Linked DNA regions of Homo sapiens: region 1 is linked to region 2. Evidence: chromatin contacts called from ENCODE Hi-C data. All regions are on one chromosome and are shown on one strand. Each heading gives the region's core, a stretch centred on a gene start or an enhancer-like site at or near the end of the contact. The rest is flanking DNA. Distances are from core to core; before and after follow the strand shown. Region 1 holds the start of FBN1 (fibrillin 1). Region 2 holds the start of FAM227B (family with sequence similarity 227 member B).

Region 1 (3,492 bases), core at 497-2,996, 980 kb before region 2:
AAATACTCCCTTAAGGCCGGCCACAGCAGCCTTACTGCTGCAGTGAAACGGAGAGCCCCACACAACTCAAAAAACCAGTTCTCAGAACCACTTGCCCTGTTCTGCTTCCAATGTAGACATCTAAAGGAAGCATTGCCCAGAAAACCCAATCCGTAATTTTAATAAGCATAATTTACGGAAGAGTCAACTACTGTGTGATTTCTCCTCTGACTGTCATGGGAATCCCTTCCTTTCCTTGCCCCCTTTCAAATACAGCATCTACCAAGATGACCCCAAGGAAAGTACTTTCCTCTAGAAACAACCAGAATTGATATTGCAGGGAAAGGAACGGGCTTCTCCTCTTATCCCACTCGCAACTCCTCCCCTTCTTCCCCAAGGAACTCTTCTCGCCTCCCAAAATCTGCCTCAACAATGGCCCAAGATTCCATTTAACCACGTCCTCTCCTTTGGGGCAGAAATCTCTGGGAGTAGGGGCAAGGTAGTTTAACCACGAACGGGGTGGGGACTAAACAACCCTAGCACCTCTAAGGTGCCCCCAGGAGGTCTTGCCAAGGAGTCTTCCACAGGGAGAGTCATCCTGCCCGTTGTTCTGGATCTTGAAACTTGGGAGACCCACACCAAAGGAGGGAACCGGTTCCTTTACCCTTTAAGCGCGTCGTGTCCTCCACCGCCTCTTCTCTTGGCCCGACTGGCTCTGGTTTCCTTCACGTTCCCAGCCTCCAAATTGGCGTCCGCCCCATGGCTCGTGTAGGACGCTAAAAGCACGGTAAATCCCAGGGCGATCTCCAGCAGACGCCCTCGACGCATGATGCCGAGCCGCCACCGGCTCCCGCCGCCTCTTGCCGCGCCCGGGGCTCGGTCTGCGGCCGCCGCTGCGCCCTGAAGCGCACCGCGCCGCCGGGGTCCCGCTATCCCGCCGCCCGTCCCCCGGGCCGGGCTCCTCCCGCCTTCTCCAGGCGCTGCTCCCACTTCAGGCGGCCCCTGCCAGCTGCAACACAGAGACAAATCCCCGAGGCGGGGAGACTTTCAGGGCATCGGGATGCTGAAGCCTCGCGGTCCCCATTCCCAAGCCCAACCCGTGCGCCGCCTGCGCGTGGCGCAGTTAATTTGGGTAAGGGAAGACCGTTTGGTCCACAGCTGGCTGGAAAGCCCAGGCCCCCGGCGGCAGCAGCCCCGGCCGATCCCTCGGCCTCCCGGGCCCCGCCAGAAGAGCGCGGCGCAAAGTACCCATATCCCCAGCGGTCCTAAGCCCCGGGCGAGCTCTCTGGGTTTATTTTTTTTAGCGGCACGAATTGCGCGCGATGCGCGCTCTGAACGCCCCACTCCTCAGCCTGCCCTCTCCGCCAGGCTGGAAGCCAGCCGCGCCGTCCCCGCCGACTCCGGGCGATGCCACCGCCCCCCGAACATCTGACGCGGAGCCCGGCACCAAGAGCCCCGGGCCAGGAAGCTGTCAGGCAGGGGAGGGCCAGCGCCAGCTGTGGACGTTCCGGGACAGCCCCTCACCCCAGTCCCTGTCCCTGCCCTCGGCGCGGCGCAAACGCAAAAGCCTCCGTGGCCGCAGCTCCAGCCCCGGTGGCCGCCCGACCCCCGTCGGGACCCCGGCTGCACCCACTGGAGAAGCGGCGGCTCCGACTCCCGAGGAGGCGGCGGCGGCTGCTCCCAGTCGTGGCCGCTACAGCCACTGCTCGGCTCCGCTCGCAGCTGTCCCAGCTGTGGCTCCTGTCCGCTTGTGGCACCCACAGTCTCTGCCGCGGCTCCCGCAGCCCCCTCCTTTCCCCACCTCTTCAAGTATCGTCCGCGCAGCGGTTTCTCGCGAGAGAAATACTTTTTTTAAAAAAAGAAAGAAAAAGAAAATGACACCCCCTCCTTCGTCGCCCTCATCACCACCCCACCCCCCGGCCCCATCCATCCTCCCTTTCCACTCCCCTTTGCCAGCCTCCGCCTCGGTGCGGGGCCTCTCGCTCGCAGGATTAGCGCAGTGGGAGGAGGCAGAGGTGATCAGGTCCTGCCCGGCCTGGGACTTTTTGTCTTGAGGTGGGGAGGGGAGAAATGGGAAGAGGTGGAGTAGCGGTTTTAGCCCGCTCTGCGGCTGCGAGGTTTAGATCCGAGATTAACCTCTCCCGCGATAGGTGAAGCCCTACCGGAGCAGAAAGCTGTTCCACCTGCACCAAGAATGCGCGCTGGAGACGGTTGCCCCGGAGGCCCTGGCCCGAGAGAAAACCAGTCCCCGCTGCCCGCGCCTCCCGGTAGCGCGCTCCCTGCGCCTCTCCCGCCGGACACTCAGCAGACGCCGGAGGCCGGGAGGCTAAGACTGGGCGCGTCGCAGGCCGGGACCGCGGCAGAGGCTGCTGTGCCGACCGAGGAGAGGGCTCTGCCGCCCCCACTTGCCCTGGGTGTCGAGAGCCCACTCCAGACGCGGCTCTTCTGAGGCTCAATTCAAGCCACCCAGGCCTGAATCCAGGGTGCTCTCTCTAAGTCGGTGTCCAACCCAGGGGCCTGTAAATGTTGGAACCTAGGATGTAGGATGGGAGCGGTGAAGGGATGGTCCTCTTGCCCAGCCCAGATTAAGACTGGGGTTCATCTGGAGGACTCTACTTACACCCTCCCGGTCCCCTCGCCCTCCCCCACACACAGCTGCCTCTCCCCAGGATATGCGCGGCACAGTGAATTTAGTGGCTTTGAAAGGTATAGTATTTGTGGCATCCTTATATGGATAATGCCCAATGATGCCTGCACCCTGTAACAGTTTAGGAAGGCCTGAAGTCGCACACTGGGTCCTGGCTGCTGTAACTGGAGACCCCCAGAAGATCCCCTGCAAGCAGCCACCAGCCTGCTGTCAAGCCAATAATAAAAGCTCAGCACAAACAGGTACCCTGGGAATGTATCTTGTTGAAAGGGATTTTCCTTATTTGTAACCGTTTGTAAAGGGGCCCAGACAGTAGGGTAGAGAGACCTGGGCAAGTTATTCAACTTCTTTCCAAATACAAGATGGGACTTGTAGTGTCCACCACACAGGGTTGTAATGGTGATGATGGACATGCTGAACTGCTGTGATACATGAAGATGAAACAGAAAAACTGTGGGAACTATGAGCTGATCTAAAGCCATAGTCCTGTAAGTATGTATGTGGTGTACTTTAAGGTCTCACCTGCAAAAGGTCTCTTAGCAGATTCATGAATGAGAGCCTTGGTCACACACTCCTGGCTGAGTAAAGGAGATCATTCATTCAAGATGTTTTTACTGAGCACGAACTGTGTACTACTTAGTGCATTGTTGAACTAGACTTCAACAATTTTAACAAGGCAGGTTCAACAATTTGAACACGACTGACTTCAACAATTTAGTGAAAAGGGCAGAAATGTGTCTCCCCTCACACAGCAGGTAGTCAACAAGGAAAGGCAGACTTGAAACAAATAATGGACCAATTGTTAAGCGCCAAACAGGATAAGTACTGGGTGCTTGCTTGGAGGATATATAACAAGGGGACTTGAC
Region 2 (3,693 bases), core at 1,007-3,506:
GTGATAACACTAAATGTTGATTTAGCCAAAGCCTATGATATCACTATTGACAGGTGAAGGGACAAGAAGAGTGTATGAGGTAGAGAGGGAATGTTCACACACTTGGAGGTGGTGTTGTTACAAAAGACCTTTATCACTGCCTTCCACAGGAGAAAGTCAGTGGGTAATGTCTGAAATTGGAAAATCAAGAAACTGCAATGTAAGTATATTTAGACATGGGGGTAACAGATGAAATATTTAAAAGACTTGAATTTTCCTTTGGTGAGAAGAATTGAGAATAGAGTAGAAGGGTTGGGTACTACAGGGTTTTCTTTAACCTAGAATGTGGCAAACTGTTAGTGCTCACCAATATGTGTGTGTTTCTCTACATTTCTCAGGATCCCCGGCAGTTAAAGTGGGGGCCTTGGGACTAAATTCTGGCCAACAGAATGTGGCCAAATTGATACATGTCATTTTTAGAGTTAACCTTGGGTAATTTGCCATACTTTCTTTCTTGTCAAACAAGCTAGTCCTAGAAGGCAGCAGAACCATTAAAAATAAAAACATCTGGCCTTGAATTTAACATTTCGTCTGCCTAGAAATAGCCACAATGGATCTTTTGTGAGGAAAAAAAAAAGTGTATTAAACCACCGATATTTTGGGGTTTTCTGTTACAGAAGTAAATTCACTATGCTGGTTTTAAAACATGGACAAGAAATCTTTGCCAATCCTTTGAGAAGAGGGATCTATGTCTCCTTTCCTAAAATGGAACAGGACTTTGACACATTTGTAAGCAAAAGAAAGTGGGGGAAGTAGCACCGCGTTACTTTTTGAGGCAAGGTCAGAAAAGGTCAGGCAATTTTTGCCTTGTTCATTGCAACACTCCCTTTGGAGCTCTGAGTTTAAGCTAAGAAGTCTGACTACCTTGCTGCCATACTGTGAGGAAACCCCGGCCATATAGTTACAGAAGCTCTGCTAGCATGCCCACTCTAGTCTTTCTAATTGAGTTACCAAAGAAAAGCTGATGACTATGCCCTATTGACAACACCACCTGTGAACATAATAAAATGGTTGTTTTAAGCCACCATATTTTGGAGTAATTTATTACATACGATAGCAACCCAATGCTCAATCTAACAAGTAGTATTATTTGCTTTTTAATCTGTGCAATTTAACTACTTTGATAAAATTTAGAGTTAAACTAAAAAGGAAAATGGTTGTGAATTCTTCTTGGCTTATAGACTTTGCTATTCTACTTTCCCTACCCAGAAAATTCACCTTTCTCCCTAAATCACTGGCTTTCAAACTTTTTAAGGTTTGAAATACAGTAAGAAATACATTTTACAAACAAGCCCTAGTGCACACATACACGCATATATACAATTAAAAGCTCCATAAAGCAGTACTTTACTAACTAACACTAAATTTACTTACATGCGCTGATATTTCCAATCTATATTGTTTCTTTTTTTTAAGTTTAAAGAGATTTCCTTGCTTACAAATGGGTCAAGACCTCCACTAATGGGTCCCACACAATCCCCTTTCCAGTTGAAAAACACTGTCCTAAACCTAAATCATTCTTCAAGGCCTTACCCAAGTCCGAAAAAGAAGCCTTTATTGACCACTCCATTCTCAGCTTTCTTGAAATTCCTGTAATTTATTAAATTCCATTTTTTATCTCAGTAGTAAGAATATTGCATTTTCTGTACTTGAATTTAACATGCTTTACTTGATATCGTGAGCACTTCTAGGGCATTGTAATGTCCTTTATCTACCACTTGATAAATTCAGAGTAGTCAATAAAACATTGCTCAACATTTGACCATTGTGTTTTAAAATCTTAGTTGTTAGAGTGCACTTCCGTTTGCGCATTGTTTGGGGAGAGGCACGGACAAATGTTCTAATAACTTATCCACATATTATACTTCAAAGTGGAAAAACACAAAGTACTCTTAACTCTATATGCGTGTTTTTATGCAAACTAAATCATTAAGATACAAATGATTTTTCTAATAGCTTTCATTACCACACAGCACACGAAATAATGATATTGATATAGCCACGAAAGACTAATGTAACCAAGTTCTCACAATCAAAATATCTTTGAGGTGGGCAAAATGCAAACTTTTCTCTGGGATCAACATTTCTTCACAACTCACTGCAACTACGCCTTGACAGTATGTTTCGAGAACCGCTTCCCAATTTTGTTGTCCCAGCAAGAATCGGGAGGAAACTGGGTGAAAGGCTGCGAGGCTTGAGGCGGGTCCCGGACGAACGCGGCCCTGCCCCTCGCCGGAGCCTCTCGGGAGAAGTGCGACACCGCCGCTGATTGAGAGGCTGAGGCGGAACTTCCCGTCTAACCCCCCCCCCGCTGTCGTCCCAGCCTGTTGCTTAAGCCGCGCGGTGTGCGGTGTGCGCGGCCCCTGCCTTAGCAACGACGCTAGTAACTGCCTGGCTCCTCCCTCTGGTGTCTCCCGGAAAGCGCTCCGTCTGGTCCGTGCGCGATCACGGCCCGGCGCGTGGCTCGGGCTCGGGCGGAGCTGGAGACGTGTGGAGCTGTTCGAGGACTCGCGGGTGTGCAGGTCTGAGTACCACTCCGATCCCTGGTGGAGGTCCCCGCGCCTCTCTGGAGACCAGTGGTCTGGCCCCAGAGGTGCGGCCGCGGGAAGTGGACATTCTTTGTCAGGACCCTAGCGGAGGTCGCGCTGGGTGTCGCCTGTGAGGGGGATCCTCGGTTTCTGCGCGGTCTCTTGCTTTTTTTAGGATCTTGCGGGCCCTTTGGGAAAAAGGTTTCCAAATTTTTCCTCAAAAAAAAAATTATTTTTCCTACCAATGATTTTCGGTGCATTCCGCCCCAACGAAAAGTATGTCCTGGCAAAGTCAGTTCCCTAGGAACCCCATACTTTATTTTATTTTATTTTTAGTATTTGGAGTGGTTTGTGGGGGTTTGGTTATCACGGAAGGGGAAGCGTAGTACAGACGTAGAATTAGTGATGCCATGCAGTGTATTTAAAATATTGAGGTTGTGGTTACATAATAAGCAAAAGAGCCTGTTTCTTACGTCTAAATTATTTATTGGGAATGTAGGACAAATAAGGAAGTATATTAACATTTTCAGTCGCCAGGCCCACAAAGTTGGATGGTAAAATCAATACTGTAGATCGCAGCATGTAAGGACTAACCCAGTGCACCATGAAAACGAAGGCAAGACAGTTTGTTACCATATGGCGGGTGGTGTGGGAGAGGCCATTGATCCTATATGAAAAAGGGTACTACTACCTTGGATTATGAAAAATGAATGTTGGACCTGTAGGTCCTATGTGACCAAGTTCTTAAAAACACTCTAAAGAAAATTGGAAGTGGTTTTTTTCTAATACTGAATTGGTCCACAATATAGGACAGGGGAGTCTGTATAGTGTTCCATTGGGAGGTGAGTCAGCTTACAATAATGGAAGAGGTAGAAGCTTTTTGTTATTATTTTGGAGAAAAAAAAATTGCCAGCCTGCCACTTGTGCTAGGCTGCAGACGGCCCATAAAGGTAGTTTGTCAGATACTTCAGTAGTGAGATGCTTACTGGATGTGTTTTGCAGAATGGTTTTGATTTAGTTAACAAGTGTTTGTTGAGTTCCTGCTGTTGCATAAGAATCAGGAATAGGTGAGATCAGGGAAGGAATCTGCTCTTACAGAGTTGAATGCTGGAGGGGATAGATTCAC

The links. A loop is a pair of places that touch in the nucleus more often than their neighbours do. Pooled maps may share reads with other maps.
Region 1: a map with no recorded cell type shows a loop between it and region 2 (24-fold over the local background). The contact joins the promoter of FBN1 here to the promoter of FAM227B in region 2. A Hi-C loop is called at or near these places in 3 of 37 single-sample maps with no recorded cell type and 4 of 50 pooled maps.

What each region holds. Positions count from the first base shown.
Region 1 is chr15:48,643,963-48,647,454 of GRCh38, forward strand. It overlaps FBN1 (fibrillin 1), which reads right to left and starts at 1,747. Exons shown (of 66, transcript NM_000138.5): 1 at 1,613-1,747; 2 at 644-988. The coding sequence starts at 807. FBN1-DT (FBN1 divergent transcript) reads left to right here and starts at 1,843. Exons shown (of 2, transcript NR_183872.1): 1 at 1,843-2,868. RefSeq lists silencers at 722-771, 872-1,001, 1,412-1,591, 1,632-1,711 and enhancers at 1,785-2,309, 1,822-1,911.
Region 2 is chr15:49,618,562-49,622,254 of GRCh38, forward strand. It overlaps FAM227B (family with sequence similarity 227 member B), which reads right to left and starts at 2,257. Exons shown (of 16, transcript NM_152647.3): 1 at 2,139-2,257. DTWD1 (DTW motif tRNA-uridine aminocarboxypropyltransferase 1) reads left to right here and starts at 2,487. Exons shown (of 5, transcript NM_001144955.2): 1 at 2,487-2,561. RefSeq lists an enhancer at 2,599-2,718.